Linked DNA regions of Homo sapiens: region 2 is linked to region 1. The links are chromatin contacts, found by Hi-C or POLR2A ChIA-PET in ENCODE. All regions are on one chromosome and are shown on one strand. The core of a region is the stretch at or near the end of the contact, and the rest is flanking DNA. Distances in the headings are between cores, read along the strand shown. Region 1 holds the start of C18orf15 (chromosome 18 putative open reading frame 15). Region 2 overlaps LDLRAD4 (low density lipoprotein receptor class A domain containing 4).

The links. A loop is a pair of places that touch in the nucleus more often than their neighbours do. ChIA-PET counts read pairs that join two places held with the same protein, here RNA polymerase II (POLR2A). Pooled maps may share reads with other maps.
Region 2: a loop to region 1 is called in a map of posterior vena cava, with 1.8 times the contacts of the local background. The contact joins the enhancer-like site here to the promoter of C18orf15 in region 1. A Hi-C loop is called at or near these places in 16 of 168 maps with a recorded cell type or tissue (CD8-positive, alpha-beta T cell, Caco-2, GM12878 and 10 more) and 7 of 50 pooled maps. POLR2A ChIA-PET finds 5 or more read pairs at or near these places in 1 of 52 experiments (naive thymus-derived CD4-positive, alpha-beta T cell).

What each region holds. Positions count from the first base shown.
Region 1 is chr18:13,236,990-13,241,759 of GRCh38, forward strand. It overlaps C18orf15 (chromosome 18 putative open reading frame 15), which reads left to right and starts at 2,554. Exons shown (of 1, transcript NR_146617.1): 1 at 2,554-4,770. The region is part of intron 1 of LDLRAD4 (low density lipoprotein receptor class A domain containing 4); the gene reads left to right. RefSeq lists an enhancer at 2,699-3,333.
Region 2 is chr18:13,281,829-13,286,628 of GRCh38, forward strand. All of the region lies in intron 2 of LDLRAD4 (low density lipoprotein receptor class A domain containing 4), which reads left to right. Among named protein-coding and RNA genes, the nearest start is that of C18orf15, 45 kb to the left of the region's middle. RefSeq lists an enhancer at 4,488-4,800. Within about 2 kb of position 2,968, at least 2 of the 41 ENCODE cell types and tissues checked have a DNase peak (open chromatin) inside an H3K27ac peak, as active enhancers do.

The DNA.
Region 1 (4,770 bases), core at 1,304-3,803:
TGTTTTATATTTAATGGAGAATGAAACACAGTGACTTAAGAAGCAGCAGGTGTCTCTGTCTTTGTGATCTTGGGTTATCCCTGGAGGCTCCACTCATAGAACGCTTGCTAGGCATGCTGGCTTGGGCTCTGGAGGCCAGCTTGCTCTTGTTCTGGGCTGTGGCCTTTGGCCAGTCCGAGTCCTGCTCCCTCATCTTGAAAATGGGATCATGACATCTGCCTGCTTGCAGGGTTACTCTGACTGTCAGATGAGATGGCGCAGGTGCCCGCTGGGAAATGCAGGGGACTAAGTGCATCACCCCACGTCCTGGGCACTGGCAGAGTCACTGGTGTCCTGGCTGCTTCCTCCTGTGATCTGATAGGATGTGGCTCTCTGAGGCCACCGTAGATGGTCTCTTAGTTCCCAGAGCTTCTAGTTCATATACTTAGTACCAAGGAAGGTTCTGTGGTTCATGGGCTTGTGGACAGTGACTGCCGGGTGGCTGATTTGTTCTTGCATTGGAGACAGAGGTGATAATTTCACTCCTGGTCCCACGGCCAAGTGGAACTGGGGTGATCTGTTCAGTGGAAAAAGCAGTTAGTTCGAAGACATTCAGGGAACGTGGATTCTTGTTCCTAGCTCGGTCTCCAAGTAGCATTGTCCCCCGAGCAACCAAAGATCCATTCCCTCAGTGCATACAATTGTGTGACAGCCCTGCACCAGTCACTGTGATCACTCAAGACCTCTGGCCTCAGTTTCCCCATGGAGAACCCCCTTCATGGAGGCATTGCTGTCCAGCAGTTTGCATGTGTTCTTTCATTTGACCCATGTAATTCATTTATGAGGTTGGGAAGTGTAGTGATCAGTCCCATTTTACAGATGAGGAAACTGAGGTCTAGGGAATTTAGCACCTTGTCTGAGGTCACATGCTGTTAAGATCTCGTCTCTAAAATGGGAGGCTGGGGTAGAGTCTGGTGGCCTCCTGGATGCCCACCCTGGTTCTTAAGGTCAATGTGTCTGCCTCCTTGCGAAGTCACGGTGCTTGGGCTGATTGTGAAGGAAATGGACAGTGGAGTGAGGCTGTTCCTAGCCATCCTTACCCACAAGCTTGCTCTGAAAATCCACCTAAAACCCCAGGAACTATTGGGAACTGTAAACTAACAGCAGGTGCCAGAATATCTGCCTTTCCCAAGTCTGGAGGGCATGAGATCACAGAGCCATCTAAGCATGAACCCAGGATTTCTCTTCCTTATTTTCCAGTATTGGAACTGGAGACAGATTGCTCGATGACTGGTCGTGGTTTATTGTAAAACGAGAAGGAGCCCCCTCTTAAAAACATTCTGCTGTTGGGCTGGTCCCCTTCATGCATTGCCTCTTGTTGATAGATTTTTTGCTCAACTGGAAGGATATTAGAGGTGCCTGTGCCACGCAATATTTTATGATTGATCAGTGTCTTGAAGCACTGTTGGATGCACCTGATGCCTTCTTTATTTGGGCTGTCAGTGTTCACACAAAAGGAAGACTTTTTACATCTACTCTGTGCTCTTTCTGTAATAAGCTGGGTTATTTTGGAGAGCAGGTGGGAGAACGTGCAGATGTGGGACTCAGCACCCACAGAACTGAGGGGTGGTGTGGTGCAGGCCAGAGGGCGTGGACTGCAGAGTCCTGCCAGCCTGGGTTCACATCTCTGTGAGGTTTGCACCAAATCTGGGTTACTTTTAGGATCCTGGAGAGACTCAATACCTGGGAGGGGCCTACACATAGGCAGCCTCTCCCGGGTGGTGACTACGCCTGTGTTTCTGTGTGGAAATGTGATTTTATAATGTCACGTTCCCAGGGAGCTCACTGAGATGCCTCCTGCTCCTACTCAACAGCCCTAGCCCCTGTTCCTGCCGAGGTTCTGGTGGGAGAGGGGACATTAAGATTGCTGCTTGTAAGGCCAGGCGGGTGGCTCATGTCTGCAATCCCAGCACTTGGGAGGCTGAGGTGGGCGGATCACCTGAGGTCAGGAGTTCGAGACCAGCCTGGCCAACATGGTGAAACCCTGTCTCTACTAAAAATAAGAAAAATTAGCTGGGCGTGGTGGCGCACACCTGTAATCCCAGCTACTCAGGGGGCTGAGGCAGGATAATTGCTTGAATCTGGGAGGCAGAGGTTGCAGTGAGCTGAGATCACACCACTGTACTCCAGCCTGGGCCACAGAGCAAGACTCTGTCTCAAAAAAAAAAAAAAAAAATTGCTGCTTGTAACTGCGGGCTCGAGAGAACATTTGTGACCCATGAAGCCTGCGGTTGGAGGGGCCTGGCGTTAGGGAGAGGACACTGGAAATGTTAATGCAGCTAATCCAGTGAGATTAGCCTGCTGAGCTCAGGGATTTGAGGGAACAAAGGGGAGTGCAGGGGCCACTTAGAAGTTTAAACAGACTCCCTCTCCCTTTTCACCTACGTCTTGTGTGAGGATTTCAATAGCTCCTAAATGAGCTTGCCTGAATGGCTGTGGCACTCTTTTAAATTCTAATTAGCTAGTGAATTAACCAGGATGAATTTTGATTAGTCAGAATGAATTACAGGTATTAATGATCATACAGTCTTAGAGCAAATGAAAGTAGCAGTTGTCCAGAGGGGGCTTGGGCCAGCCATCCGGCTGGAGAGACCTTCAGTAGGCTCAGAACAGCTGCGCTCATTCACTCACTGTTCCACTTTCTTGTAATGCCTGCACCAGTCACAGTGTGGACTGGGGACCAGACGCAGATGCCCTGGCTGTCCTTGGCGGGCCTGGAAAGAGTGGAGCCCCAAGTTGCCGGCTGGCAAACCTCCAGCTGTGGCCCGTGGGGTTTGCTCCATGGTGGCCTGGGCCACGCAGGCTGTACCAGCCATGAGATGCCATGGAGCCAAAGGCTGCGACTGTAGCTGTTTGTGCTGCAGCCAACCTTTACCCAGTTCCTGACTGCTGTTTGTTTGGTTTGCCATGGGTACTTCTGGGGACCTCCTGGCAGCATGCTGGCCCGTGCAACTCTCCTCATGCCAGTTGTAGGGTCCCTGTTCCTGTTTGGCCAAGGAAGGGATTTCCTAAGTGTATACATATTTATTTAGCTTTGCCATGTTTTGGATGGCCTTGGACATAGAAACTCATTGCACATTAGTTAAATAACTAGGCCAGCATTCTGAAAGACCCGACTCCAGACCTACTTCGGTGATGGAGATGGGCACATGCAGGGTCAGGGTGCTTTGAAAGAGTCACACATTCACCTTCCAACAGAGCAGCCTGAGGCTTCCCTAGTCTTGCAGGGTCAACTTGCTGAAAGCTCAGCCCTTGGCCCCAAAGGAGCTCTGAGGCCGCAGGCCCAGAGCCCCGATGTCCCCGTGAGCTGGTGGCAGGGAAGCGGAAAAAGGCTTTCACACCGCCTCCCCCACATATGCTCACAGCCTCCCCTGGGCCCTTTCTTGCCTCTCACATGGCCATCCTGTGGGTTCTTTGGCCTGGGAGGTGCTGCTTCAGCCTCCCTCGGCCTTGAGGTGCTCCAAGACAGCGTCAGCACCTGGGCTAGAGGTCCGTGCTGCCCTGTGCATCCTCAGAGTTTGACTGTAGTGTGCATGTGTGCATGCATGTGCGTGTGTGTGCATGTGTGTGCTTGTGTATATGTGTGCATGTGTGTGCTTGTGTGCATGTGTGCATGCGCATGTATGCGTGCGCACCGTTATTTTCTAATGGACTGTGCAGGCATCTGTTCTCCTCATGGACCAGGAACTCAGTGATCAGGGACTCCCCTGTTTACTTTGATATTCCAGCTGCCCTCCAGAGCGCCTAGCACATAGTAGGTCTTCAGTGACTGCCAGATGAGAGGATATTTAAATGAGACGGCAGCTTTGGAGGGATGACAACAGATTGTGGTCTAATCTCACGATTTTTGCCTGAGAGAGAATTGGCCCTACTCGAGGCGGGCTTTTTTTTTCTTTTCTTTTCTTTTCTTTTTTTTTTGAGATGGAGTTTCACTCTTGTTGCCCACGCTGGAGTGCAATGGTGCAATCTCAGCTCACTGCAACGTCTGCCTCCCGGGTTCAAGCGATTCTCCTGCCTCGGCCTCCTGATTAGCTGGGATTACAGGCATGTGCCACTACCCGGCCAATTTTGTATTTTTAGTAGAGACGGGGCTTCTCCATGTTGGTCAGGCTGGTCTGGAACTCCTGACCTCAAGTGATCCACCTGCCTCGGCCTCCCGAAATGCTGGGATTACAGGCATGAGCCACTGCGCCAGGCCAAGGCGGGCTTTATTTGTGTCTGTTGGACACCTCACATGGCACCTCACAGGGCGCTGGTTTATAAAGACCCAAACCAGTGTCGAGTTCCATGCTGGCCCCGGCGTCTGCTGTGTGCTTTCGCTGTGTGTATACATGCGGAAGTTCATTCCGGAGGCTTCCAGGGTAGCCTCCCGGGTGCTGCAGCGGGTCTCCCGCTCATCACTACTCTGTACACAATGTCTTGATACGCTGAGGATTGAAATGGAGCAGTGATCCTGCCTCAAGGTAGACAGCAAAACCCAGGCTATGTGGGAGTCAGTGTGGTAGGACTGAGGGCGTGCCTGAGGGACGGATGCAGGGGCAGAGAGAGCAGCAGGTGAAGGCTGGGCCTCCTGCTGAAAGCCGGTATTGCTGAGACTCCAGGGTCAGCCTTCCAGCTCCTCCTCCTGACTGACCGCTGGCAATGTAGGGGTGACTGTCCCAGCCTCCTGCTGCAGGGCGCTCTGCCGTCAGTAGAGAATCCTCCTCTGTCCCCGCGGTCCCCTCCCCGCTG
Region 2 (4,800 bases), core at 1,718-4,217, 45 kb after region 1:
AAGCTCCATCTCACCATTGTCCCCGATTCTTCAACTTCAGGGTTGTATTAGTCCGGATTCATGCTGCTGATAAAGATATATCCGAGACTGGGAAGAAAAGGAGGTTTAATTGGACCTAACAGTTTTGCATGGCTGGGGAGGCCTCAGAATCATGACGGGAGGCGAAAGGCACTTCTTACATGGCGGCAGCAAGAGAGAATGAGGAAGAAGCAAAAGCGGAAACCCTTGATAAACCCATCATATCTCATGAGACTTATTCACTATCATGAGAATAGTATGGGAAAGACTGGCCCCCATGATTCAACTACCTTCCCCTGGGTCCCTCCCATAACACGTGGGAATTCTGGGAGATACAAGTCAAGTTGACTTGTGGGAACACAGCCAAACTCTATCATCCTGCCCCTGACCCCTCCAAATCTCACATCCCCACATTTCAAAACCAATCTTGCCTTCCCAATAGTCCCCCAAAGTCTTAACTCATTTCAGCATTAACCCAGAAGTCCACAGTCCAAAGTCTCATTTTAGGTAAGGCAAGTCCCTTCTGCCTGTGAGCCTGTAAAATCAAAAGCAAGCTAGTTACTTCCTAGTTACAATAAGGGTACAGGTATTGGGTAAATACAGCTGTTACAAATGGGAGAAATTGGCCAAAACAAAGGGGCTACAGGGCCTATGCAAGTCCAAAATCCAGCGAGGCAGTCAGATTTTAAAGCTTCAAAATGATCTCCTTTGATCCCAGGTCTCACATCCGCGTCACACTGATGTAAGAGGTGGCTTCCTGTGGCCTTGGGCAGCTCCACTCCTGTGGCTTTGCAGGGTACAGCCTTCCTCCTGGCTGCTTGCACATGCTGGCATTGAGTGTCTGTGTCTTTTCCAGGCACACGGTACAGGCTGTCTGTGGATCTACCATTCTGTGGTCTGGAGGATGGTGGCCCTCTTCTCCCAGCTCCACTAGGCCATGCCCCAGTAGGGACTCTGTGTGGGGGCTCCCTAGCAGAGGTTCTCCATGAGGGCCCCGCCCCTGCAGCAAACTTTTGCCTGGGCATCTAGGCATTTCCATACATCTTCTGAAATCTAGGCGGAGGTTCCCAAACCTCAATTCTTGACTTCTGTGTACCCGCAGGCTCAACACCATGTGGAAGCTGCCAAGGCTTGGGGCTTCCACCCTCTGAAGTCACAGCCTGAACTGTATGTTGGCCCCTTTCAGCCACTTCTGGTGTGGCTGGGACACAGGGCACCAAGTCCCTAGGTTGCATACAGCACGGGGACCCTGGGCCCAGCCCACAAAACCACTTTTTCTTTCTGTGCCTCTGGGCCTGTGATGGGAGGGGCTGCTGTGAAGGTCTCTGACAAGGCCTGGAGACATTTTCCCCATGGTCTTGGAGATTAACATTAGGCTTCTTGCTATTTATGCACATTTCTGCAGCCAGCTTGAATTTCTCCTCAGAAAATGGGTTTTTCTTTTCTATTGCATAGTCAGCCTGCAAATTTTCCAAACTTTTATGCTCTGCTTCCCTTATACAACTGAATGCCTTTAACAGCACCCAAGTCACCTTTGGATGCTTTGCTGCTTAGAAATTTCTTCCACCAGATACCCTAAATCATCTCTTTCAAGTTCAAAGTTCCACAAATCTTTAGGGCAGGGGCAAAATGTTGCCAGTCTCTTTGCTAAAACATAGCAAGAGTCAGTTTTGCTCCAGTTCCCAACAAGTTCCTCATCTCTGTCTGAGACCACCTCAGCCTGGATTTTATTGTCCTTATTGCTATCAGCATTTTGGGCAAAGCCATTTAACAAGTCTCTAGGAAGTTTCAAACTTTCCCACATTTTCCTGTCTTCTTCTGAGCCCTTCAAACTGATCTGATTTCTGCCTGTTACCCAGTTCCAAAATCACTTTCACATTTTCGAGTATCTTTTCAGCAGTGCTCCACTCTACTGATACCAATTTACTGTGTTAGACCATATTCACCCTGCTGATAAAGACATACCCGAGACTGGGAAGAAAATAGGTTTAATTGGACTTACAGTTCCACATGGCTGGGGAGGCCTCAGAATCGTGGCTGAGGGCAAAAGGCACTTCTTACAGGGCGGCAGCAAGGGAGAATGAGGAAGAAGCAAAAGCAGAAACAAACCTATCAGATCTCGTGAGACTAATTCACTATCACGAGAATGGCACAGGAAAGGCCCTCATAATTCAATTACCTTCCGCTGGGTCCCTCCCACGATATGTGGGAATTCTGGGAGATACAATTCAAGTTGAGATTTGGGTGGCAACACAGCCAAACCAAATCAAGGGTTAAGAGTGGCATTGAGAAAATCAGAAATGCAGCAAGGGCATCAGGGATGCCGAATGCCCTTGTTCATAGTTTGGATTAGAGAATGCCAGCCCGCAGGAAGAAAGTCCCGTGGTGGGAACACCACTTTCAGAGGTGGGAAAGAGAAACTTACCACCTCTGCCACTTCTGCCCATGGCCTGAGACCTGGGCCTCGTCTCCGCCTGCTTGTTGGATTCTGTCTTCTGTGATTAGAGTTTATTAGTTTCTCATCAAGCAGACCTGTGGAGTCATATGGGATAAATACTTTGACGCTTTGCTTTAAACTCAAATGCGCTAGCAGCTCCGTCAGTTCATGCCTAGCACAGCATTGTCAAACTGCTAAAAAGCCAGCAAATTTTCCACCTAAAATTTTGTGGGGGAGGCCAGGGTGGGGGATGTGGGGAAAAGATGTAAAAATAAACCCTCAGATTCTGGGTTGCTTGGTGGTGTGTGTATTTTTCCGTGGTGCGGGAGGTTAGAAATAGCATTGCTTTTTATGGGATTCTCAGCAGCAGCTTGAAAATTTGGCTTTGAGGATTTGGTCTCCCTGTGTGGGTGAGGTGAGTCCTCTGGTGCGGTTTGGGGGGCAGTGCACCCCAGCACCTCCCTGTCCGTTTTCCGCCTTCCTGCCCCTGCTCGAGGCCACCCGGATGAGCTGTGCTCGAGTGTGAAACACGCTTTGCCAAGGTCAGGTTCCTGAGATGACTCGCCCGTGGCAGCTGGTGCCAGTGTTAACAGACTGCATCGCAGCAGTCCCCATAAGTCACATCAGTGCATCTGTGAGGGCAGTCGCAGGGAGGGGCGTCCTTTGGGGATGTGGCATGTCGGACGGGCTGTGCCTCTCAAGCCGATGTGAGACGACCTCCCCTTGACGTCCTGACATTGGTTGGGGGCGTGGGCTGCCCTTTCAAAGAGAGTCCTGAGGGATTCTTGAAATTTGTTATATAGTTCTTACAAATGGAGGGAGGTTGCAGCGTCCCTCTCAAGTGCAGTACAGAAGCGAAATGTGAAGGAGACAGGCACTGGGACAGTGTTTGTAAGCCCCAGGGGCCCAGGGGCATCTGTGAATTCCTTGAAATGTTGCCAGTTCCTGGGGAGAATGCCAGGGCTTTGATAGGATTCTCAGGAGGGTTTTGACCTCCAGAAAGGGTTAAGAGCACTTGCAGTGGAGCACAAGGTGTGTGGTTCATTTGGCTTGGGGCAGTCACTTCAGTGATGGTCAGATTGGAGGTGTCATGAGTGGGCAGAGGGTGACATGGACAGGCTTGCCGAGGACAGTCAGGGGACAGGATTCTGTTGTCAATTGTGTAACTTAACATGGGGGCCATTGGAGGTGTCTGCTGGGCTTTTCCTTTGTAGGCTTTCTTCTTGAAATTCATATAATATTTTAAAGTTGGCGTGCTTCCTGCAGGAGGCTTCGTGGCGATGCTGGGTTAGCTTAGTGAGCTCAGTGCTTGGGAGAGGGTTCCGCTGTGCACAAGGGGTCTGGGGTCTGTCTGCTTAGCCTGACGCTTTAACAGTTTCCCTCTTTTTGTCCTGGGATCTGGTTTGCTGGGGCTGTCCACATTTTTCCATGTCTTTCTTGAAACTCGGGGGTTGTGGTAGGGAAGTCAAGGCTGCACCCTTGTTAGAGAATGGTGGGGGAAACTCAAGCCAGTCCTTCAACTCAGCTTTCACAGCACACTGTTAACTTTGTTTCTCAAACTTTTTGTCCCTTTAAAAAAAACTGTGGTAAGATATACATAATGTGGAGAAGTTGGAACCCTTCTGTGTTGCTGGAAAAAATGTAAAATGGTTCAGTTGCTATGGAAACAGTATATTTTAACCATTTTTAAGCGTACGGTTCTGTGGCATTAAGTACATTCACGTTGTGCAACCATCACCACCATCCATTTCCAGAACTCTCTCCATTTTCCCAAACCAAAACTGTGTACCCATTAAACATTAACTCTGCATTCCCTCTCCCTCCAGCCGCTGACACCCATGGTTCTACTTTCTGTCTCTATGATTTTGACTGCTCTACATACCTCATAAGTGGAATCATGCAGTATTTGTCCTTTTGTGTCTAGTGTATTTCACTTAGCATAAAGTCTTCAGGGTTCACACACATTGGAGCCTATCTCAGAATCTCCTTCCATTTTAAAGCTGACTCATATTATGTTGTCCTTGGAACAGGAAGACGAGAGCTAGAGATACAGTTGGAAAAGAAAGTTAGGGTCAAACTATAGAGTTTTGTTATTTATTTATTTTTAGAGACAGGGTCTTGCTTTGCCACCCAGGCTGGAGTGCAGTGGCACAATCATAGCTCACTGCAGCCTCAACTTACTGGTTCAAGCAATCTTCCTGCCTCAGCCTCCTGAGTAGTTGGGAATACAGGTGTGTGTCACCATGCCCAGCTAACTTTTAAAATGTTTTGTAGAGATGAGGTCTCACTATGTTGCCCGGGCTGGCCTCGACCTCCTGGCGCCATGAGGTTTTGAATGCTCTGCA